Linked DNA regions of Mus musculus: regions 2, 3, 4 and 5 are each linked to region 1. A link is a loop called in an ENCODE intact Hi-C map of the cell type or tissue named here. Cell type or tissue: heart. All regions are shown on one strand. Region 1 holds the start of Ets2 (E26 avian leukemia oncogene 2, 3' domain). Region 2 overlaps 1600002D24Rik (RIKEN cDNA 1600002D24 gene). Region 3 overlaps Erg (ETS transcription factor). Region 4 overlaps Erg (ETS transcription factor). Region 5 has its middle 44 kb from the start of Gm41509.

Region 1 (5,000 bases):
AGGCCGACAGACTGGCGAGAGAGGATTGGTTTGGAAAGGCGTGGGGTTAGAAAGTCTGCCATTATCTGTTCCTTGACCCCAACACCAGTGGGATTTGTGAATCAGTTAACTACTCCATGACGCATTCCAGGCCATACTCAAAATGGGGTAATTCTACCTCCCCACACACTCCAGGCCCTTACTTGCCTCTGCTTTCCCACCCTCTGGGTTCAAAGGGCTCCACTCTGTGTGTGATCCCCACAATCCAACCTCAAGGGGCAGGCACTCAAGCCCCACTTCCTTTTGTCCTCTCCACCTCACACCGTGTTTGCAGAGTGAATATTGTACACCTCAGACTAAATGTTTAACTTGGAGCTGGGACCCCGCCCTCCCACCCCCCAAGATAGAGCCTTTGAGCCAGATCACAAGGTAAACACAGCCAGCTCTTCAGCAGGCTGGGATGCACGGTTTCTGAAAAGGATGACTTAATGGGTTAATCATTGTTTCATAATTATGCCCAGGTCCTAAAGAACTCTGCATTTCACTCTCTAGGTAATTCATATGCTCTTTCATATTGTCTCCCCTTCTGTTCAGAGGAGGGTTGGTTACATTTGTCCTCATGCTGCTCCCACCCCCCACCCCCTACAGTCCACCTGCTCGCTCCTTACCAGCTCCTTACCAGCTCCAAGCCAACGAGCCTTCCCCAGCCTCCATTTCCTCCTAACGCCATTGACTTTTGATCTCAGAGCAGAAGGAGTGCGCTTTTATTAGATTCAATTTGCAGAAAGGCCCCAGCTTCCCTGTGAATCGAGCCATAATAGTCAATGAATAATCACAGGGCTCAGCCAGGCTAGGCTTTAACTCCGGCTCAGTAACTAGGAAACCACCCAAGAAGAGGAAGGGGTGGGGGAACCAAACAGAAAAGGTAAATGTGTATCTGTTATGTTCCTGAGTATGTAACTGATCAAGGCTGAGGTGGGCCAACCACAAAGCAGAGGCCTGTCTAGCTTATGCTTGGGATCCAGGTTGCCTCCTCCAGAAGGCCAGGCAGAACACAAAGGTGCCTGACGTCTGTGAGAGCTCGCTGGTCTGCCATGCGTGCTTCTAGCCGCTGTTGTTTTACATTAGGTTTCCACATACTCAGACCTGACAGGTTTGGGGTGGCTTTCCTGAATACCTTTCTTCCTCTTCATGTATATGACAGTTTTTTCCCCCAGAGATTTTCCTAAAATGCTCCTAAAAGAGAGTTTAGAAAAACTTATTCAGGAATTTAGAGCCCGTCCCTACCAAGTTCTCAGCCCTGCTGATAAATTCTTTTACAGGTTTGCTTCATCAGCTAATCAAAGTTTAATGACAGGGGTGCTGTGACACTTGGGTACTAACTTCTTTTGTAGCTTTTCTGCTCAGCATTACCAAGAGCTGCCCTCCAGCCATCAGCCTGAGCAGCCCTGAGAGGCTTGGCTCAATAAGGCCTTTGTGGACCAAAGGAGTCCTCGAATGCCCACGGTCTCAGGAGCAGAAGTGATGGAAGGAAACAGTCCTGTTTTGGGTATCTGAACTTCAAGAGATCACTGTGTGTACCAAGCTTCTCAGATACGTGGTCAAGGCGTGAAAATACTTGCAGGGAGATAGGGCCAACGGACACACTCCTTCAGACAAGTCAGTACCTTCTGCTATGTTTTTTTTTTTTTTAAGTTAGCATATGCTGTTCCGTGTCTCCATGGTAACGGGACAGGGACTCTTTCTTCTATTTATGGAGTTCCTCCTTGACCTGGGTTCTCTGGTCTGGACCTGAATACACACTGAGAAGCCATGAGGAAATATCAATTCCCTCTGGACCTAGCTGTTTTAGCTTAGTGGATTAGGCCTTGACTCCTGCAAAGGTGATACACTGGAGAGAAGTATCAGGTGTAATAGTATCTTGATTGGCAATAATTTCAGATGGGGAGTTGCCATGGAAACCAGGAACCCTGCGGTACCAGAGAAGCTGGGGTCTTCCACTCCCTTCCCGGCAAGGCTGTCCTTGTAATGTACCAATCGTCAGTCCCGTGGCCTTGCCTGAGCTTGCCATTTGCAATTTCATATGCCATCTCTGGTAACAACCTAAACTTGAGAAGGAACGAAATAATATTCAACGTACACCTGTGCCTACGGATGAATCCCACAGGTTTCCAACCATGGACTCAACGCCTTCTGACCAAAAAGGAAACCACTCTTTGGCTTGTGTTTTGACCATGAGTTTGGGAGAGTCACGCTGGACTTGACATGTAGTTGACCTCGTAGACCATGTTAAGTAGAACACAGTAGTAGCCTTGAAGGATTTACTAAGACTAATAATAGATGGCGCCTAAGTGCTCGGCCAAGTCGGCGCTGAGACTCGGCTCAGCCCTAGGGGGCGCCATCCGCACCGAGGCAGTAGGAGGGGCCTCTCCAGAGGCAAGCGGCTGCGCCACGTTCTGCTCTTCCACTCGCGACTCCGCCACCCGCCCACTTTGCGACTCCCTAACCCCACGTATGAGTCTTTCACGACGAAGGACCAGAAATCAGGACCCACACGTAGCTCCAAGCACAGGGCAGGCTCCACCGCAGAAGCCTAACCACCCAACCCAAGTGCCAACAGGGCCCCCAGCTCGGACCTGCAGACAGCCTAACGCGGGCGGATACGGCCCTGCCTTTCTAGCTGGACCTCCTGGGCATAACGCCCGAACCGGGCTCCAGGAGCAGGGGCCAGCAGGCAGGCGACAGCGAGCTGCAGGGTCGCAGAGAAGGGCCCGGGAGCAGCGTGGATCCGCCGCTGCCAGAGCGCGCTCTCCTCCCACGCCGGCCTCGCGCTCGCTCCTCCTCCGCGCTCTCTCCGTCACCCCTGCTGTCCCCTCCCCCGGTTCCCTCCGGCCCTCCCCCAGCTCCAGAAGAGCGCGCGGCTAGGAGATCGGGCTGGTTACTTCCTTCACCGCGGCGTTGAGCACAGAGTGGACACCACTGAGGCCCGTCAGTCCCCGCCACCTTCCCCGGCCCCGCGCGCCCGGATCGGCCCTACGGCCTCGTCTCGCCCGGCCTTGCGCGCCGGGACCGCCGCGATCTCCTCTCCCCGCCGCCCTCCGGCTGGCCCTGCCTGCTGCGGCGCGGTAAGAGCGGCCCCTGTGCGCGATGGTCCTCAGCAGAGACTCCGCCCGGGGTGGGGTGTAGTGCGGGCGGCCCCTGATCCCGCCGGGCCATCGCGCGCCCCAGAGCCGCTCCGGCTGGTTCCTAGGCACCCAGTGGCCTCGGAGGGGGACCCAGGCATCGGGCAGGGCGCGGGCAGACCGCTTTTGTTTTGGGGAAGCCAGTGGTCGCCCCGTGCGGTTCCTGCCCGGGGTGCGCGACTGCGTTTCTCGAGAGGGCTTGAGGCACCTGGAGAGGTGGCCGAGGTAGCCCCAGGTTCGGGGTGACTTGAGTTGGGGAGGCGCTAGGCCTGGAAGGATGTGGGGGTGTCCGGATCATGGAACACCTGGGAAGTTGCGGCTCCCGGGAACGTGTCACCTGCTTGGCCAGGTCTGGGCTCCCCTGGGCCCTGGGAAGCCAGTACGGGATACGGTCCAAGTAGGGGTGCTGGTGGCTGCTCTGCTTTTATTTTCTCCTTAAAGCATATGAATGAAGGGGTAACCTGAAGCGTTTGCGTATTTGACTTTTTTTTTTTTCTAATTTACTATTTAATCTCATAAGACTTGTACTAGCCTGCACTCAATTTCAGGGGAGCCTAAAATAGTAGTTGACTCGCTACTTATTTAGAAAGTAAAGCGGTGAGCAGTCCTGGTTGGAGAGAGGAGTCATTTAATTCGCCAGTTGAGAGACTTGCTCCCGCTGTGGAAGCTCCTGTCGGTATCTGCCTGCCTACACCACCGCCAATCCGGAGATACATCTCAGTGTTAAGCTTTTATTAAAATCTGAGTAATCTCGCAGTGCAGTTAATGTGAACACCGTGCATCCCACAGGGAAATAGCCAAACTCTCATATATGGAATTAGTCATTCATTTCTCTAAACTGATTGCTAAGCAAAAGGCAAACCAACCTTCAAAGGGTTTTGTCCTTTTATTTTATTTTTTTAACCTAAATTTATCTAAATACAAACTCATGCTCTCTTATATAAGTGATTACCTGTTCCACTAAGGATACAGTTATCCATGAAATTCTTGTTTAAAAACCTAACTATTCCCAGTTACTACATTTCTGCCATTTTCTCCCATTTCTTGTTACTATTTTTTTTTTTTTTTTTAGCCCATCACCAGTACCAAAAAGTCTAAACTTGAAATTGATTTATCTAGAGTCTTGACTTGTCCCAGGGGTTAGCAAGCACATCCAGTCGGATAAATGAACTTAAATTTGATTAGCCGTGGGTCTGCCTGAAGCCATTTAGTGGAGGGCTTTAATTCTACATTCTTTTTTTTTTTTTTTTTTTTTTACAAAACTCATTAAAAGCCAGGCAACAAAGGAACCCTGTTCTGCAGCCGGTAATTACAGCATTTATGTGGGAGTGGGAGCCTCCCTTTTCTGCTCCTGTTTGTACACAAAAGGCAGGGGAGCTCTTCCCCAACCTCTGAAGCTATTCTCTGCCCATCTCAGAAGCGAAAAATCACAGAGAAGTCCTCGAGTGTCTGTACACTGGGGCAACAGAAAGCACTGTCCGACAGGCCCTGGAGGAACCACGTGGACACCTCTGCCTCTGCTGCTGGTTTTCTGCGGGAGGCTTGTGTTTAGTCAACAGGTTACAGGCTACAGGGCTGACTCCATCCAAGTAGGCGACATGAAGTTCTCAGTTGGCGAGTGTTTCACAGGACTGAAGTGTGACAGAAAGGCCTGGTTTGCTCATATTTGTGTGCTCTCTGCTTCAGTGGGGTGGGGTAGGGAGAGCCCACTCAGGCATGGTCAGGATTTAAGGCCCTACTGATCTGAGGCGTAATCTCCACAGACACCCCCAAAGGAGTGTGTAGTCTAGGCCGGTGACTCAGTTGTCACCGGTCCTCAGTTGCCTCAGAATAAAGTGA
Region 2 (5,000 bases), 160 kb after region 1:
CTTCAATTTCTTTCCTTGGAGTTTTAAAGTTTTTGGTTTAGGGGCCAGTATTCTATTTCTCTTTTGAGGCTATTATAAACAGAACCGCCTCCCTGGTCTCTTTCTCGGTGTGTCTGTTGGTGTATAGCAAGGCCACTGATCTTGCTATGTTAATTTTGGATCCTGCCACTCAGATGACAGTGCTGACCACTTTTCTAGTTTTCTGGTCGAGCCCTTAGGGTCTCACCTCAAGCGTCACATCCACCAACAGGTTTATTTTTTTTACCTGGTTTCCACTTATGGCTCTCTTATCTCCCTTTCCTACCTCTCTAGCTAAGATTGGAATGGAGAGAGCAGGCATCCCTATCTTGCGTCTGATCTTAATGTATCTGCTTTGAGTTTTTCTCTGGTTAGCATAATGTTGGCTGTGGGGTTGTCTTGTGTGACTTTTGCTATGGTAAGTATGTTGCCTCTGACCTTAGTATCCCTAGGATTTTTCAATCATGAAAGAATGTTATATTTGGTCAAAGGCCTTTCTTGTATCTATTGAGATCGTATGATTTTTTTTTCTTTAAGCCCACTTATATACATTATGTTCTATTCATGGATTCCATATGTTGACCTATACCTGCAGCTCTAAGATAAACAAACTTAACCATTGTGAGTGATCTCTTGGATGTGTGCCTATATTCAGTTTGCAAGTGTTTTGTTGAGAATTTCTACATCTATGTTCAACACAGATAGACACTGGTCTGCAGCTGTCCTGAGGAGTTGGTATGCCAGCCATCATAGAGTCAGTGACGTGGTCAATGAACCACTGTCTGGAATGGAGACAAGGCTCTGCTGGGTGGTGTGCTTGCTTGCTCGGCACACTCAAGGCCCAGGTTCAATTCCTAACACACATAAACTATGTACAGGGATACAGGCCTGTAACCTTTTGGGAGGTGGAGTCAGGAGGATCAGGAGTTCTGTGTCATCCTCAACTATGCAGTGAGTTTGAGGCCAGCCTGAGCTACATGAGGCCAGCCTGAGCTACAATGAGATCCTTTAATCTATCATTTTCCATTGTGATTGTTGCTGTTGTTATACTTTTATAATTGTTGTTGTTGTTATACATATGTGTATATATGTACCATATATATGTGTGTACATATGTATGTGTACATATGTATGTATATGTGTGTATGTATGTAAAATATGTATATATCTTCTAAGAAAGAACATTCCTAAAGAAGCAGAGACCTTTTGGCTCTTGCCAAAAGTGTTTAACATTCAAGAAAGTCCAACTTTTAACCAAACTGGTCCATTTCTGGATTATTTTTAGGGTCAAGGCTATGATAAGTCCTAACACTCAAACATACAGCTCAGAAATCTGTTTATAACATGTTAACTAGGCTGCCGTGTTTGGGAGGGAGAAACAGGGTTCAAGAGAGGGCCAGAGATGGATGGAGTCATCCTTCAGCCTGAGCTGATTACAGCGGCAGGCAGTACCAGCCAGGTCCAAAATAAAACTTCCCTACCCAGGGACAGCAGAACTCACACTTTGAAGGTCCCTTGTGAGAGAATGGGAGAGGGAAAGGCTGTGAGGAACTGGATCCAAGGTCCACTGACATCACCTAAGTAGACAAAGGGACACTGTTTGCTTCGAGTGCTAGAGCAGGTGTTTGAGCCGTCCCAAGGCCATTCCCAAACAAGGTAACACGGAAAGACAATAGGCTGGTGAGGAAATGGCGTGACCATGACCCCTGTTGCTGCCTCTGAAGCCCTTCTCCATTTATGGTTTTGTTCTGGGAGGGCTTGTTCCCTGGAAGCTGAGTTGGGGACAGGGCCCTGCCTCCGTGATATGAAATGCCTTATAGAAAGAAGTTGTTTTCTGAGACCTCCATGCCCCAGAAACATTTGGCACCTTCAAGTTGGGGTTCAAGGCCAGTGTGAGTCACATGGCTGGTTACATGGTTTGTCTTCCGTCTTCAAGTCAGAGTAGCATGTGGCACAACGGTTATGATTCAGGGAGGAGGTGTGGGCAGCTTGATCTATCCACGGTACAATCTGACCCTCCTGTCATGGTCTAAATATGGAGTATCATGCCTTGGGAGCTCAGTCTCTGGCTGGTGGTGTAATTTGGGGAGGTAGTGGAAGTTTAGGAGGACTACCTGGAAGAGGTGGATTATTGAAGATGTGAAAGACATCCTCTCTACTTCCTGGCCACCACATGGGGAGCCCCACCCTCACTCCTGTCACCACAATGTCCCGGTCATTGCCCGCCCATCTTAGTGTGTGAGGGAACTGTGGGCAGAAGCTGTGGGACCAGAGTTCTTTCTACTTTCACGTCGTTTCTCTCAGGTTCTTGTCACGGTGACAAGAGTCTAGTGCAACCAGTCCTTGGAGAGATGAGAACCAACCAAGGACGTCAACATTAAATACCACAATCTCGACAATCTCGGCTAGAGGGATTGCCCAAACAGCAGCATTCGTCACCAAGACAACCACATCCTCACTGTGTGCTCTAGTAACTGTCATCACATGTGAGGCTGTGTTCTTCCCACAATCCCATGTACCAGAGCCTCCCATAACCTGGCCAAGGACACACATTTGGTCTCTGTAACCACTGCTTGGCATCCCCTCTGCTCAAGAAACTAAGGCAGCCGGGAAGTGTGTCCTGCTTGAGTTGCATAGTTGGTCGGGGCTGAGCTCTGGCAAAGCAGGTCTCTGACTCCAGCTCCCCTTTGCAAAGCCTGGGTCATCAGCCGGAAACTGATCCTCTAGGACTTCCCATGGCTTCCTCTCTGCTGGAGCCAGCTCTCTGCTCCTCCCCTCTCCCTTATCTCTGGAACACAGCCTGAGCGCAAAGGAAAAGGGTCTTCACCACAGCCAAGATTCCCATCTGACTTGGAACGTGAGCCAACGCTAGGCTTCCTCTCACGTTCCTGTCCTAAGGAGGCCTTGCCTTCAGCTGCCTTGGCCCCACAGCGGAAGCCAGCACGGAGGAAGATAACGGGAAAGGCTGGGCGCCTGGGGCCACTTCCCTACCAGATGCTAGAACACATCTCCTGTGCGTTCTGACAGGGTGCCTGAAGAAAGGGCTTCCCAGTTGGATTCGTTTCCTAGGGCCACTATGATCCATGTAATGTTTCTGTTGTCCTTAACCTACAAACAAAAACAAAACAAAACAAAACAACAACAACAACAAAAATCCATTCCCTCCTAGTTGTGGAGGAAGGAAGTCTAGAATCAGGATGTTCACAGGGCAAAAAAAATCAGAAGGGCCCTTCCTGGCCCTCCCAGATTCTGGTCACCTCTAGGATGCTGACTTGCAGCCACACAGCCTTGCCCTCTGAATCCTTCCCCAACATGGCTTCTCCTGTGTTCTGTTTTCCTAAGAACACCAGTCATTTAACCAATGAGGTACCATTCTAATAATTCAACATGACTTCATCTTCCAGGCAGGGTCACAGTCAGAGGAGTTTGAGTGTACATTATTCAACCCATCTAGAGGCTTCTATGCCCATCTCCCCTGAACATGAAACCTCAAAACAAGTAGGTGAATACACATCTCAAAGGGCAGAGGCAGCCTCCAGAATCCAAGAAGAGGCCATTGACCATCTGTCAGGAAGGCTTGAGGGAGCTGAGCCTGGCTTCCCATGCCTCTTCCTGCCCCTTCCTTTCCGTGAAAACCTCTCATCCCTCCATAGACCAAGAGCTAAGACTCCTCCATTCATACAGAAGAAGATCACCACCTTCCATAGCCACAGAAGTCTCACGGTGGCTTGCCACAGATAACCTGAGCACATTTCCATACATACAAATGTAACCCAGTGCCCCAAAGCTATGAGGCAGAGGTAGGCCAGGGTGGCATGGGACACTCCATGTCTGATTTTTGTCTATACCTACAGGGCAGCCCATGATGCTTGCCTGCTGAGGTCTACTGGAGACATATTCCTGTAATCCCCAGCGCACACTCCCTCAACCCAGAGGAATTCCCTTCTTGAAGATTGACTAGCAGCTAGTTTTCTTACAGTCACATGACAATGCAGAGGCGCAGGAAGTCCGGGGTAGGGAGTGGGGGATCCTGGCTGGGCCTCTAGATTTTTGACACATGGAGCAAGGCCACCGGTCACTGGGAACATAGAAGGGAGATATTGCCTACAGTTTGTGGGCAATATGGTAAAAAGCTCTTCTCAGCCACACTCCAGCCGTGCTTGCCAGCTGACCTGCTTCCCCAGAGCCCTGCCTCAGGCAGGAAATGGTGTGAGGGTAGATATCAGCCACCAGGCAGGAAGCCCCACCCACAGAAAGGGCAGCAGGTGCCTGGAAAGAGTCCACTACCTTGCTCTGGACTTGCTGAGTGTGAGGTACAGAAGACCCCACCCATCCCCCATTCTCTACTTCCTCTAGTCAAACAGCAGCCCCCTCTCTCCAACTCACACCCTTGGCCATGAGTTTTGCTTCCTTTCTCATTCTAGGCTCCCCCACCCCACCGCACCCCCAGTTTCCAGGGATCCCTCAGCAAAATGACACCCAAAGAATAAAGAATTCTGAGCCAAGGCAAGCAGTGTGCTCTCCCCATCACCTCCTTTTGCCCTGAAAATATTCCTTTATTTAGCTGGCACTAAATTTAGGTCCTGGCCAACAGAATAGAATGAAAGGAAAGCTTACCCAAGCCTCCCACCCCATCCCGTCTCACTCCCACCTTCCCCTGCCCCAGAGAGGCCTGCCAGCCCACTCCTCCATGAGTACCCTTTCACCCATAGCAGAAGACAACCACTGAGAGCCTGGTGTTGGGCACCCTGCGTGTGTGGCTCCCCAATCACAGAGTTACCTCCTCATAATCCCTCAGGGTCTAGAATATGAAATTAAGAAGCATCTGCATATTAATTAATGTTTCTTAGATCTGCACATTAGAGTACTGTTTCTTAGATTGGCTGTGCTTCTATAGCTGGGCATTTTCTGGTTACGGGGAGCTGTTGTCACTTTTATAATTTCACTTCAGCGACAGCATAGCTATAAAAATTAATGTACTT
Region 3 (5,000 bases), 240 kb before region 1:
TATTATATATGCCTGTGTGTATGGGTGTACATGTGTCTATGAATGTATCTATGCATATGTATATGCTTATATGTTATATATGTCTGTGTGCATGTGTGTGCACGTGCCTCTGAATGTGTCTTGTGTTTGCCATGTCCTCCAGCAGGTCCTTAAGAAACAATCAAATTACCATGTAAGGAACTATTGCTTAACACGTTCTTGGAGTGGTTAATACAGCCTTCAGCCTCTTGGTTGATCTGAACTAATTTAAAGCAAGGAAATTGTTATCACACACTCAATCCTCAACTTTCAACACCCATGCTGCAATTTCCTTCACTGTGAGGCAGGCATCGGCTCAGCTCTGTGGGTTCCAATGAAGCAACAATTCCAACACGCATGACTTCCTCAGCATCCAGAGCGCTCTCCGGTTGTGCTAACCCAGCCCATTCTCATCCCCGAGTGCCCGGGATAGTAATGCAATTGTCACAGACCTTAAGTCTGTTCAAGAACCACTCGTGTTTTTTTTTTTTAAAAAAGACTAAGAGAGATATACTTATTCTGACACAATAGTTTAGCTAGAAGCAACTTTTGTTGTTGTTGTTTGGTTTGTTGGTTTTTTGTTTTTTTTGTTTTTTTTGTTTTTTTTTTTTTTTTGAGACAGGGTTTCTCTGTGTAGCCCTCGCTGTCCTGGAGCTCACTTTGTAGCCAGGCTGGCCTCGAACTCAGAAATCTGCCTGCCTCTGCCTCCCAAGTGCTGGGATTAAAGGCGTGCGCCACCACTTGGGTGACTATGCCTCTATACCAAAGGATCTTGGACACAGGACTAGGTGTGTGTGAGCACAAGTGTTATTTAGAAACCCTGTTTTGCTGCTAGCCACCTTGGGGCTTGTTCTGCGAAGGACACACCACTGAAGATGTGCAGAGGCCCTTGGCCACACTTGTGGGGACTGTGGCACAGTTCCACCCTCCTCGGCCTCAGACTCTCATCACAGTACTGCGATTGTCAGCACCATTCCACAACATTATCTTAGGCTGTTGAGATTAACTTGGGTTTTTATCACTTTCCAGAACCTCAAACGACGTTTAAAAGTGTATTTGTCTCCCTTCTATGATACTTGGTATCATTTATTGAACTGTAATAAACTGGTCTGCAAACTGTTTCTTTAGGACCAAGGAAATGCTCTGATAGTAACAGGCACCTGCTGAGCCGCCCTGGCAGCCTGAGTACCCACCTCAGGAACCCAAGTAAAGGTGGGAAGAAGAGAATCGAATCCACAACGTTGCCCTCCAACTTCCACAAGTACACACACGTGCCTCCAAACGCTCTCCTACCTCCACTTCCACACACAAATGAGCAAAACTTTTAGACCCAAATTATTTGTATAACAAAAATAAAGATAATATGTTAATGGTAAGCAATGGTGCAATGATGTAACTCACGCCACGGAGATTTGGAGGCACCCGTGTGCAAGGGTAGCTCCTCCTCTTTCCTTCTTTAAACAGCCGAGGTGGCCTTGCTTTGTCTTGACCTGAGTCAAGTTAATTTGGTTATCATTTGCTAATACATGTCTATCACAAACGGAATCAGAAATGAAGCTAACATTTGCCATGAATTCATTCCCATTTTCTCACACCTCACCAAGCAACCCATAAACTTAAGGGACTCAGAGGCCAGGTTTGGAGTCACCGTAGCAGCTGCCCCGTCACTCCCAGGCTGCATGCTACCTCTCTGCATGTGCCCTATCACTTCCCACTGCAGAGGTGAGGCCCCCATGTGCAGCCGGAATCCAGGTAGGCTGTTTCTCTTCCAGCTGACCCATGTGATGATCGGCTTCTGCGACAGGGTCTCACAGTGAACCTGGGCCCCAGAGATAGCCTGGGTTTTCGGGATGAGCCCCAGGGATCCTCCACTCTGCCCCCAGCCCACCACCCATCATAGTAGACACTACCATGGATGGCTTCTAGTTTAAATGCTGGGGACTGGAAATCATGCCCCTGTGAGCCATTTTTATCCACTTTATCAACGGAGCCATCTTCCCAGCCCCTTTCTGATAGGCAAGTAAAATCCAAGATTTAAAAAACGCCGCATTTCTCACACATTGTGTGTCCCTAGTAGATAATATTCTAGCCTTCATTTATAGTTATAAGAACAGTCCTATGTGGAGAGTTGCAAGAAGTAGTCACCTACTGTCTCAGGAGGGGCACTTCTATCAGCTCCTCAGAAGCTGGAGTCTTGGGAAGGGGCTTCCCTTTAAACTGCTGGGATCTTGGACACTAGAGGGCACTACATGACCCTCTAAAATGCCCAAAAAGAGCAAACACTATGTCTGCCTAGGGCTTGCCATGAAATTCCTGAAATAATTGTTATTATCCCACAAAGCTGTCTTGGTTTTATTCACCAACAAGGAAACCCAATATTCATCACCTATAAGAGAGAAAAACTTTGAATCAGCATATTATCTACAGATTTTAAAACTTAAAACTAAGCATAATCCAGACATTGTGGGTCACACTATAACCCCAGAACTCAGGGGGCAGAGACAAGAAAAGCAAAGATTTAAAGTCAGCCTCAGCTATACAGTAAGTCTGGGGTCAACCCAAGTTCTACGAGACCCTGTTTCAAATCATAAAACAAAACAGAATTTTATAAATGTATGTTAGTCTTCCTGAAAATAATTTTAATGTACAATCTCACTGACACTCGGCCCAGACAGGAGGTTCTCAGCAGCGTCCTCTAAACACGAGGGGACCTCTGCGACTTACCCTGTCTTCATTTGTACCTAAAATAAGCAGAGCATTTTTGTTTCTGCTTCTACATGAGCTTATATATCATGAGCTGGTGAGGTCAGCGGGTGAGGGTTGTTTGCCTGGGTCTAGGCTGTGGGTGGAGTAAGTGTGGACAGGCTCTGACCAGCTGCTTCGAAGAGGCCCAGGTATGATCCTTACTGCATGTTTCCGACTCCAGCTGCCAGCAGAGCCCAGGGGTGCTTTCTCTGCTTAGAGTGGGGCAGCCAAGGCAGGGCTTCATTCTCGCTGCTGTCACTGTGACAGGGAAACACACAGGGCTCCTGAGTGTGAACAGCATCACATGATGGAAAAGACCTGGACACCACAGCCGAGTGTCATAGCAGCCTGAAGAAGTATGACCACCAAGGCACACAGTCAAAACACACACACACATACACCAGAAACAGGGAAAGGCTGCCTGCCCCATCGTCCCCCAACCGTCTTCATCTGGGGTGTTCAGTTGCAGACCTCCAGATGTTGGGTCACTCTAGAGGAGGGCTTTTTGAGCAAGTACTCTGACTAAGGCATTTGGAAATAAGATTTTTTTTCTAATGTACTCTGAGGACTTCCAACTCTCTATCACATGAGGTCCCCTTCTCAGTGTCCAAACCATACCCAGCGGCAAGTGGACATGTAACATGCATGGCACACGTATGTGCACGGTACCCTACTTTCATAAGCATGCTCAGCTACACTATTTGTTATCAGGGATGGTTTCATATGTCCTTATAGACCAGGAACATGGAGCAGTCATTGCATTTCTAGGCACTGACCATATCACCATGGCAACTGCATTTCCTAAAATGGTCCATCTCAAACCCTTCTGAAAGCTGGCATCAATTTTGCTCCATTAAATAGTGGTACCTGCCTCCCTCCCATCCCCTCAGGTCTCTGACAGAGGTTCAGTTATCAGACTTCCAAAGCTACCTCTGCCTGTTTCCTTGGCAACAAGCATTCATAAACTTCAGCCTTCATTGAAAGAAAAAGGCCAACTATGGAAAGATGGGGTGGGTGTTCTTATCATTATCCCTGCATGACAGTTTACACCAGACCCCAGAGCTAAGTGAAGAAGGCTTCCAGAGGACTCCAGCCCCAAACGCCAGTTGACTACAACCTTCTGCAAGACAACGGGTTGAAGACTTCCTCTCCAGCATCAGTCCTATGATGTGATATGAAGTGATAGTTGTAGTCTTGAATGATTTATTGAAGCCTTAAATGCCTAGAACACTATGAGACCAAGTCTGGCTTCCACAAGACGTTTGTAACAAGACTGTTGCAGCAGAAGGAGCCTTCCTATGAGAGGTCTATCAATCTTTATTGGCATTAGCTACATGTTAAGCATTGGGCCAGGCTGCTCTGAAGGTGCTGAAGGTGCTGAAAGCAAGGGAAATGTTCTTGTACAAACAGAGTGAAACTTCACCTATCAGTTGGAGGGAAAATATGTCAAAGTCGTAGAGGCATTTTAACTCAAGAGGAAGGAGAGAGACGTGACAGTCATTAATTCCTCTCACTCCACAGCTATCCATCAATGACGCTGGTACCCCAGGGCTACACCCTCATGTCCTCAGTCCTTACCCAGTGCCAGCAGTTCTCCTGGACCTGGTTTGCTGGTTGCTCATCTTCAGGACATCCTTCCTATGGATACCAAGTTACCTCCCCAAAGAGAAGTGGGAAACTCTCATGCCCACAGAGGCAATGATGCCTGATGATCCATTACCCTGTGTGTTGGTATACAGAAGAACTCCAATGTGGAGAAAAGGCTGCCATTTTATTCTCTGAAACACTGGGGACTCTTTCCCTCATGGCCTCTAAGGTTTCCACGGTGTTGTGGGGGCTCCACCACACACACACACACACACACACACACACACACACACACACAAAAGCAAAAACAAAAACAAAACTGGACTACACTTAGAGGCATCTGGAGGAATCTAATGATTAGTCTGGCTTCACTGTGGGCAAAGGCAGTGTGTTCAGCTACACACAGCCGGTCCCCATTTCACGAAACCTAGCAATTGTAAGAAAGAGTCTAACCAAACTGGAGGTTTCCTGAAAGATAAACCGTCTTTTGTTTTTCTTTAGCAAGTCTGTCCAGCTGGCCTAGAACTCTTGAACTCAAGTGACCATCCGGCTCCTAAGCAGCCCTTACTGTGGATGTCTGCCACCTCAGGGCCCATCTCAAGGCTACACTAACAAGTTTGGGAAGCAGTAAGGCTCTGGTTCCAGACAGC
Region 4 (5,000 bases), 240 kb before region 1:
CCCATGACTTCGCAGAGAGAAATACTATTTCCTAAAAATGCCTTTACCTCTCCCGAATGAAACGCCATGTTCTCTCTACCTCAAATTGCCAAAGCAAGGCAAGAGTACCAGAAACGTGCCTCACAGGGCTTTAGGCAGAGTGGCTAAAGGAAAGGAATCCCACACAGAGGTGATGATGTGCCAGCTTCACCAGCCCAGAGTGTCTGCAAGTCAAAGAACTCATTGATTTATTTACTGAAACACCCAAAACTCCAAGCTTATTTCCAATCCAAAAATCCCCCTATGGGGACTGTCTCATGACTTCAGAGGACACTGCCCTGTGCTAATTTGAGGTTTGTCCCAGAGTAATTAAAATTGCAGCCAACAGACTCAAGACTTCTTTTCCCATGTCACAAACAAAGCCATAAAATCATCTTACTACTTGATCCAGGAAAGCTCACAGAAAGCTGATCTTCAAGTCATTCACCACTCAAGAGAGACAGCTTTAACAAGGGACATTAAAGAATTCACTGGAAGTCATTTCTATTGTAGGGAGAGACACACTACACACATGTGACACAGAATTCACACATTAACAGAGTCCTAAAAAGAGCAAGTAATTGTCCCCAAATGTATTCAAAAGATAAAAATGCAATCTGACTTCAAAGGTGACTTCTTCACACACATGGGTCTTAAACGAAACAGTGTAATGCGTTGGAGAGTTGTCCAAACACATTCCACCTTCTGCAGGGCAATCTCTTCTTTCCATGCCCTTTAAAGCATTGATTTGTGGAGTTTGATGAACCCGAATAAGCTTCTACTCAAGCTATCTAAGATTTACACAGAATATTCTAATTGTTCTGAAATATAGATAGAATTAAAGAGTCTAGAGCAGAACCCCAAAAGCAGCATTTGGTGTTGTAAAAATAAGTCGTTTCTACTCATTTATCCGAAATTAGAGTCTATCAGACACAATGCTAAAATCCCCTCTAGGTCACCATATTGCAGCTGGCCCTACTCCTTGGGTCCAGGGAAAGAAAACTCTCAGACGGCAGCCTTTGGTGTGAGCCTTACTGGATTACAGGATACAGCCTGAGACCTGAAAACTGCATGGACCTCTGAAACACAGTTTCCACGGTACATATAATCAGCTGGCGAAGGTTTCTAACCTTCTAGCCTCGTCTTTATTATGGGCAAACCCCAATACTCATGAGTTTTCAGGCTAAGCAGAACCCTTACTGGACAATAGGTCACTTGCCATCTCTGTGCCACAAAATTAAAGACACAACGAATAAACACACTCTTTGGCTTCCTTTGTCTATACAGACTGCTGGCTTTCCTCATTCCTACGAATGTCACCAAAGCCCGGTGGCCTGGAATGTAGTTTAACAGACCCACCATCTCCCCGTACAACTAATTCCACAGATTTCTGTATCGGTATCAGCTGTTTGTATCGACCAGGCTGCGTTTAGTTTTCAACCGGTGACCCGTGCGGCTTTGTCTCGACACTAAACTTTACCAGTAAGCTTTCTTCTCGAAACATGTACAAGAAAACACATAGACCCACCTGCAGCAGAAAAGAGACCAACAGACCACTGCTTTACAGTCCCCACGAACCACGCAACACTGGGAAGAAAGCTTGCAGTACACAGAAAGACAGGTGTTTTATTTGTGATAGACACATTAACCAACACACCCAATTACCACCATTCGAGTTTTGAGGCGCCCGATTCCTCTCGGCATGGAGGTCCCCACAATTCAAGCCAACATTCGTCCATCCTGTTACCAACAGCCACTGAGTGTCTCCTCACTTCCACAGGGACATGCTGGCATGCCTGGTGGTTTGGAGTCCCCGATGCGTATCCAAATGTTCACCATTGACAAGACCATCTCTCTGACCCTGCCCTCCAACCTCTGTGGTTAATGCCTCGTATCGAACCCACATCCAGACACCGTTAGGAACAGGTAAAGAAGCTGAAAATTCAGAAGTGCTCCAAAAAGCCTTCACTGAAGTAAATCCACGGCGCTCAACAGTGAATTTAGGAACCCCAATTTTTTTCTGAGTTTGAAGTTTTTAAGCCTTGCGGATGGTCTGAGTAGGAAAAAGGAAATTTACTAGGCAGCGCAAAGGAAATCTTGTTGTCCTCTATTGTGGTGTGGGGGGTGTTGCCCAACCCTAACTTATCTGCCTTGATAAAGGAAGCCCAGCGCAAGAAAAACAAGATTTTGTCAAATGTAGAGGAACCCTCTCCTTACCTTAATAGTGCTGGCCATAATGCAATCAAGTTTATTGATCGTTAATAAATGTTAATAATAATTATTGCTTCTCTCTGACCAGAAAGTAGTTTTGATGAGGTTGTTTAGAGCGGATGAGATTGTGCTAAGTCTGGGAAATGAAGTCAGCCAATGGCAGGAAGAGGTTTCTATTGGTCCTGGCTGCCCAGCCCGAAGAAACAGGATATTTGGGAGTGGAGAGATAAGAGACCCTGAAAACAATGTTGTTTTTCTTGATGATATGCAGCCAGGAGAAGTTTTTTAATTAAAAAAAAAAAAAAGGCATCAATTGGCTGAGGCCGGGGCTGTCACAGCAGGTGTGACCTGCGTGACTCTGGGTGACAGGCTGCACCAGAGCAAAGCAGGATACAGATGTGATGGGGCTCTGCATGGCTGCACATGGGAGGGTGCTTGGGTGCCTGTCCTTTACATCGCCCCCTCCCCAGGAACGCCACCAGCCAGCACAGAGAGCTGAAGCTAACTAGGACCTAGTACCTATGGCTGTATGGCCAATTTGAATCGAGGTAACCAAGAAAACTAAAGAAAAAGAAAAATCAAATCAAGATCTTGTTTTCAAATGCTCATTAAAGGGGCTGGGGAGATGGCTCAGTCTGTAAAGTGTCAACTATGCAAGCATGGCTCCTTGAGTACCATCCCCAGAGCCCACAGACAAAAGCTGGGAGTCGTGCACATACCTTCAACTCTAACCCTGGGGAGTCAGAGACAAAGCAGATATCTGGAGCTCATTAGCTGGTCAGCATATGCCAATCAGCTGGTCCCAGGTAAACATTTGAGGAATAACATCCAGGGTTGACTGGGGGCCTTCACATGCATGTTCACCTGAACCAACATATATGCCTATATACAGGTATACATATACATACTACATATGGTTATATGTGTTCATGAGTGCACACACACACACACACACACACACACACACACACACACACACACACACCAAATAACTAGATTCTACATTCTAGAACATACATCCCTCTGACACCCGTGTTGTGGACCATGGATTCCAACAGAACTCTGAGCTTAAGAGAAGAGGCCGGGAGAAGTTCTCATAAATGCATAGAAGCCAAGCTTCAGGTTCAGTGCCATAGCTCGGCTTTCCCCTGAAGGATGCTGAATTGACACAGCCCTTAACATTCCTTTACAGGATTTCAGGCCTTTAATTACTCATTTTCAGGAAATTACTTGGTCTGTGGAAGAAACAACAGTTTGCTTTGAATTGAACCACATGAAAGTTGGACCCGTCACTTGGTCTCATGGGGACCCAAGCAGCACAATGGACCAGAGCCTGAGTCATGGACAATTCTTGGTTACTGGGTAGACAGGCAGTGAACTGAACTCATTCAGACTTTGGGCCAGCTCTGCCACACACCAGCTCCTTTCTCTTATTTGCCCCTGGTCCACCTCCACCCCTTAAGTTACAATACACAAAAGAGGAGAAAGAGAGGAAAAGCAGGTGGAGGTGCTGGGGTGGGTTCTGACGACCCCCTCCTGCCACCTGCCTAGCATAGTCAGGGGCTATGGGTTCAAATCCCAGCAGTTCAAAAAATGGGGGTGGGGAGATGAGGAGGAAAGGATCAGGGTGAGGAGGAGGAGGAGGTGGGAACCAGGAGAGGGATGTTAAAAGGCAAGAAAGAAAAATACATAAGAACTCTAATTCCCAGTTCTGATGGGAGGCTGATGGGTTGGTTCTCAGCGCCTTTGAGAGCATGTTGATTCCAGGCTCCTTTTTATCTCTGAACAATGAACAAGATGTCAGGCTGATTAAAACTATGTTTCCCCTAAAATTTTCAAAGTTCTGAGTTGTTTATCCCAGCAGCTTCCTACAAGCCCTGAGAAATAAAACAAAGTAACCAAAGCTCGGAGCAGAGCACCTCGCTGTGTTCTTGGTTTTGTTTTCTTCTCTCCTAAGAGTAGATCCATCTGAAATGTTAACTGCTGATCCTGAAACGTAACAGGATCCACTGTGTGGATTTACCAGGTGTGGGATTTTAAAAGGCAGACTTCTTTGCAATAAAATAGCCACGGACCCACCGGGATTCTGCTGTGTCCTGTGGCGGTGGTAACTCCCTCTTTATGGAGTTTTAAAACCCGCTGTGATCTGCCCAGAATTCCATCGTGCCTGTCTAGGCCAAATCAAACTGTCAGGTCAGTTACAAGACAGAGAGACACACTTACACACTTAAGATTTCTGGCTTCTTCACCAAGTGCCCAGCCCTCCAATATTTATACACATTCATTTATGATTGGATAAAATACTCTCTTATTACAGACTAGATTATTTGCTTGAGTAATTATAAAAAGAAACCAGACACTATAATTATTTGCTCTATTTTCTAAAGACTCTAGCCATACCTCTCATTGTGCCTAATTTTGATCTTAAACAAAAGTCTGAACCATGATCAGCTAGCATAATAATTTGGGGATCAGAGGTATAAAATTTGCCACGGGATTCTAAAATGGCAACTCCCCTATTTAAAAAAAAAATCCCTGGTTTCAAATGACAAAATGCTTAGCCAATTTTTTACCTTTAAACAGAGTAATTTCTGATGCCATTAGAACAAGCACTCAGGCTGGCTTCCCCAGATGACTGAATGCAAGGGCTCTTCCCATAAATGTCAACTGACTATTGGTAGCATAAAGCGCTCCTATGAATTACAACACCCCATGCCACTTCCCAAACCTTACCCTGGGGAGTAGAGGTGGGGGAGCTCACTTTATCTTTC
Region 5 (5,000 bases), 52 kb after region 1:
CCACGACAGGATTCTTCTGCACATGTTTATTGGGAGAGCTTGATAGAGAAGGCGAAAGACCCCCCGAGCCCCAGAACTGGCGCTGCATATATAGGCCTAGGAGTGGCGTGTCTATACCTGATTGGTTGTGCTTTCAGTACCTCATTTACATTCCCCAGGATGGGCTGTGACTTGGCGCGAAACCCTTATGCACACGCGCACATTGGCTGTTTACCCGAACTTACAGCGGTGGCCAGCGGTAGCCATCTTGTAATGGCGTATGTGGCTTCCCACACACACACACACACTCACACATATACTCACACAGTGCATGCACACATGTATGCACACGCACATAAGTATGCTTTTTTAATTTTGAAAAAGTAAACTAAAGAAGAAACAAGAATAACAAGCAGCTTTAATATCCTACTCTGAAAAATATAATAGAAAAATTTTCAAATGAGAAAACTTTGGGGAGCTTGTTAAATGTGAGTATATTACCAACTGCAGATAAAATTTAAAGCACAATTAAAATATCTCAAAAGGGACTTTCTAAGTTTTGAAAGCATTAGTTATATCGACAATTGCATAGCAGATGATCATGGAGATGCATAGTCTGTCTGTGGGGCTCAATCAGCTCCAGCTCCAACGTGTGACAGAGATGACACACACAAAAACTATAGGTCAAATTTAGATAGAAGTAATATTCCAATCCGAATGTACTTATAAATTATCTTAGAGAACTTTCTAGTAACCCTGAGGATAACTTGTTCCATCTTAAGACTGAATGGCATCAATATTAGGCCAGATCTCATATTACAGTGCTTTGTGTCAGTATTTCCCTCTAATGGTGACTGGTGGGCACTAAACATCTACTGAAGCACATTTGAGAAGGCTCTGAGTAGGGGTGAGGTGTGAGCAGAGGCTATGAAACGTGAAAGGACATCACGTGGTGGGGGAGGGTGCTGAGGGATAGAGCCTTGGATGCGTGAGACATCCGGAGGTTGCAGGGGACAGAAAGGTGCAAGGGGGATCAGGGGTCAAGGAGAACGAAGAAAATCAACCAAAAAAGACTTGCTTTAAGATGCCACCTGCCAGTCTAAAACCAGGTATGCTGATTTAAATTTCTAAGTAAGAGTCTCGGGAAAGATCATAAGTGAGGAATGGCTCCTTGCACATCATGGTCACACAAATGGCAGCATTGAATTGGATCAAGGAGCGTGGGGAGCAACTCTGTGGAAATCAGAAGAAAGAACGGTGTCTGCTTGAATTAGTACTCCCCAGCGTGGAGAAGATCCGAGCCACGTCAGAGGCTCTGAATAGAAATGGAAACTACAGCTGTAACTGAACGGGGAAGGTGAAAAGTTCATGCTAGACTGAGGACGATTAAATAACATTAAATAATTGGTTCCCAAGGGGACTAATGCTAAAACACAGAATTAAAAAGAAAGCTTTGGTAAAGGGGACAAATTTAAAACTGCTAAATGCATGCTAGTCAGCAACCTTTCCATACACCCCACGAACAAACTGGATGAGTGGTCTTACTCTCTCATACCATTTCAGTCTTCCAGGGAATGAACACACACACACATACATACACACACACACTCACATGTACACAGACATACACATACACACACTGAACCTGCATATACACACATACACCCATATACACATACAGCTGTGCACATGCACACACATACACATGTACACACATACACACATATGCCCACTGCACAGGCATATACATACTCACACACATATACACTTCACACATGAACACATATATACACATATAAGCAAGCATGTTCACACGCGCACACATACACACACACTCAAAAACCAATAAAATTCAAGTCAAAAGCCAACAGATGAGATAGATTCTAGATGGATCTCTGAAATAACTCGAGGCTAAGAGCTCTTCCAAATGCAGGGTGACACTGGGAGCAGAGCCTGAGATAGAGTTGGAGTGGATAATGGTGGGAACAACGGTTGGTTCCCTGGCCTCCTGGGCTAGCCAGCCCGCCTAGCATCTAATTTAAGAAAGTGACATCATCGCAGGTGTCTCTCCAGAACACAGATTTATAGCGCTCCTGGCTAGCAAAGTTGGAAGGGAGACAAGGGTTTTAACCCTCCAGTTACTCTCTTTGTGGACGCTCAGCTTCTTTATCTTCAAATAAAAGTGTCTGTGTTTCTTCCTTCCCCTTCTGGGCTCTGGCTCTTCACGGAGAAATGTCAGCTTCAGAAGCAGAAGAAAACATGAGGTGATAGACAGCACAGAATGTCCTCGTCTTTAAGACTATAAATATTTGCCTTCTAGAAGGGATCTCCTACCATGAAAATTTCAGCTCTTCCTAAGTCTGTAAAAATGAAGTATGGCACTTAGGATAATTTCCTAAATTCAAGTTGTATTTGCTGAATTGGCTGGTAACATTTGGAAATCAATCTCTTGGATGTTTACAGGAGACCAGTGTGATGAGAGAGGGAGGGGGAGTTCAATTCAAAAACAAAACAAAAGTCAAACTGCCAACTGCTAGTCAAAACATTCAATTCCTGCCAGGCATGGTGGTGTGCACCTTAAATTCCAGCACTTGGGAGGCAGAGTTTGAGCCTAGCCTTGTCTACATAGTGAGCTCCAGGTCAGCCTGGTCTACACAGAGAAACCCTGTCTCGAAACTACATATATCTAGTTCCTAAACATGAGTTATTTAGCAAAGTCAGCAGGCTATACAACCAGAACTCTTCTTTTTGCTAAAAACCCTACATTACTAAATGTTTACAAAGACTTGTGGGAGGTACTTTAGTACCTCTTTAGAGAGGATTGATATAATGTCTCAAGAAACTCAGAGGGTAACTAGAAAAAAGATAAATTAAGAAATCGATAAGATGTCTTTCTGCTGGGTGCCAGCTGTCTGCTGTCGAAATGGGCAAGTTCATGAAACCCGGGAAAGTGGTGCTGGTCCTGGCCGGATGCTACTCTGGGCACAAAGCTGTCATCGTGAGGAACATTGACGATGGCACCTCGGACCACCCTTACAGCCACGCCCTGGTGGATGGAATTGACCACTATCCCTGGAAAGTGACAGCTGCCATGGGCAAGAAGAAGATCGCCAAGTGATCCAAGATCAAGTCCTTTGTGAAAGTTTACAACTACAACCACCTCATGCCCACAAGGTACTCTGTGGATATCCCCTTGGACAAGACTGTTGTCAACAAGGATGTGTTCAGGGACCCAGCTTTGAAACGCAAGGCCAGGCGGGAGGCCAAGGTCAAGTTTGAGGAGGGATACAAGACAGGGAAGAACAAATGGTTTTTCCAGAAGCTTTGCTTTTAGGTATATTTTTGTTTTCGTCATTAAAAATTAAAAAACAAAAAAGAAATAGATAAGATAATTCCTACAAATTAACATTTAAAAAAACAAATAATTCTGTTTTAAACGTGGAAGAAAACAGACCCAGTCAGAGTAAATGAATGGGCTAAGCCCCACAGTAGCTCACTCAGCTTTAGTTAGCAGAGAAATGGAAATTGAAATTACAGCAAGGTGTCACTCCACAGCTGTTAGAATTGCTCACATAAAAATGATTGACAGCATTGGGCAGGATGCTGCATGCATGCCTGGGACATGCATGCATTGCTGGGGGCAGGATGCTGCATGCCTGGGACTTGCATGCATTGCTAGGGATGGTAAAGAACAGCAGCTAAATGCACATCTATCCCCTCTGACCCAGAGGCTTCATTTCTAGAATGCCTGAGAGAAACTGTAATATCTATATAAAGACATATGCAAAGGTTTTATAGATGCTTTTATTTACTAAGATAAAAAAAATGCCCATTGACAAGAGGGTGGGAGACAAGACATTGAACAGTAAAGGAACGGGTTACTGATGAGTGAATCCACAACCCACCTGGTGGTTCTACAACAACAAAGCCAATGGAGTCAGAAAGTGGCTGCCTACAAAACTGTGTGTGGTCAATAATTGACTGCAAATGTACAGCCAGGAAAGCCTGTGGGTGGTGGGCATGTCTGGACCTTAAGTGAATGGTTGTTGGACAGTTCTAAGACTGTCCAGTTTATCAAGCTAAACATTTAAAAATGTGTGCTATATTGTGCTTTGGTTATACTCTGATTTTCAGATGCTTAGAAAATGTAAAATTAGAAATAGTAGTTATTTGTACAGAAGGTTTGCATTGTACCAGCTTCGAGATCCTTCAGATTGGTAAATACCATAGAATACAAGTTTACCAGTAAGTTCTTGTCAAAATATTGAGAGAGGACACAGTGAGGCCATTTGCTCTGTGGAGATAGGAAGCCACCTCTGGTGACTGTAGTACAATGTCTGAGACTCAAACCAAAGTCTGAGAGGAGCCACATCACAGGCTTCTCCACACTGGCTTACAAATGCCCTTTTGGGGGACCTCACATCCAAAACACAATTATCATACAAGATAGAATGTTAGACACAACACAAGATGTGCAGGGAATATTTTAAATGAGGCTTAAACTGAGAGTGAGCTCTTACATCCAGCAGAATAAGCCAGCTGAACTAGGACTTGGATCTATCCTTAAGCAATACAGCCCCACATGAGTGAGGAGGTTAAAACTGACTCTGTGACTTCAGATACATGGACATCTCTAGTGCAACACTAGTTGCTATATTGAGATATATTCCTTGTTTTAATTCTGTCATTCTAATGGGTAGTTTGAGAGGACAAATTAAAAGGAGTGTGTCCTTCCCCCAGCTTTGAGTAGGCTAAACAAGGTTCCCCCCTCCCATTTTAATTCCCTACCAGAGGTTGAGGAGTTGACCACCTGCTGAGCTTGCTTTGCAACTCAATCCAGTTGAAAGAAAGGATAGGTCTGTGGGGTTTGCCTATATAAAAGCAGAGCTAAAAATTAAACTTTGAGCCTTGATCAGAAACCTTTGTCTTGGCTTCATCCTTCTCTTGCCCACCCATCCTTTTTCATTTCCAGCCTCCCTTTCAGGTGCCCAGTTCAACCAAGGCTGCTGGACAGCTACATA

Evidence for each region. Peaks named below come from ENCODE experiments on the same cell type or tissue, not always from the same donor. Only the 100,000 strongest peaks of a DNase experiment are listed, where the experiment ranks them.
Region 2: it touches region 1 in a loop (5-fold over the local background); 5 of 42 quality-filtered maps call a loop at or near these places.
Region 3: a loop joins it to region 1, with 2.1 times the contacts of the local background. A loop is called at or near these places in 4 of 42 quality-filtered maps.
Region 4: it touches region 1 in a loop (7-fold over the local background); 4 of 42 quality-filtered maps call a loop at or near these places.
Region 5: it touches region 1 in a loop (2.9-fold over the local background); 12 of 42 quality-filtered maps call a loop at or near these places.

Annotation. Positions count from the first base shown.
Region 1 is chr16:95,699,541-95,704,540 of GRCm38, forward strand. It overlaps Ets2 (E26 avian leukemia oncogene 2, 3' domain), which reads left to right and starts at 2,867. Exons shown (of 10, transcript NM_011809.3): 1 at 2,867-3,104. Gm31989 (a long non-coding RNA gene) reads right to left here and starts at 1,308. Exons shown (of 4, transcript XR_876298.3): 1 at 659-1,308. In heart, a CTCF peak has its summit at 2,372; DNase peaks (open chromatin) are centred at 2,401, 2,861 and 4,701; H3K4me3 peaks cover 2,976 bases; H3K27ac peaks cover 2,214 bases.
Region 2 is chr16:95,858,602-95,863,601 of GRCm38, forward strand. The region is part of intron 1 of 1600002D24Rik (RIKEN cDNA 1600002D24 gene); the gene reads right to left. Among named protein-coding and RNA genes, the nearest start is that of Gm32130, 59 kb to the left of the region's middle. In heart, no CTCF peak of the experiment used is centred here; DNase peaks (open chromatin) are centred at 1,710, 2,870 and 4,170; H3K27ac peaks cover 3,594 bases.
Region 3 is chr16:95,464,486-95,469,485 of GRCm38, forward strand. The region is part of intron 2 of Erg (ETS transcription factor); the gene reads right to left. Among named protein-coding and RNA genes, the nearest start is that of Erg, 63 kb to the right of the region's middle. In heart, a CTCF peak has its summit at 2,261 (motif pointing right); no DNase peak of the experiment used is centred here; H3K27ac peaks cover 472 bases.
Region 4 is chr16:95,456,993-95,461,992 of GRCm38, forward strand. All of the region lies in intron 2 of Erg (ETS transcription factor), which reads right to left. Among named protein-coding and RNA genes, the nearest start is that of Erg, 71 kb to the right of the region's middle. In heart, no CTCF peak of the experiment used is centred here; DNase peaks (open chromatin) are centred at 2,529 and 3,549; H3K4me3 peaks cover 2,338 bases; H3K27ac peaks cover 2,092 bases.
Region 5 is chr16:95,751,398-95,756,397 of GRCm38, forward strand. It overlaps the pseudogene Gm6599. Among named protein-coding and RNA genes, the nearest start is that of Gm41509, 44 kb to the right of the region's middle. In heart, a CTCF peak has its summit at 2,092; a DNase peak (open chromatin) is centred at 1,284; H3K27ac peaks cover 315 bases.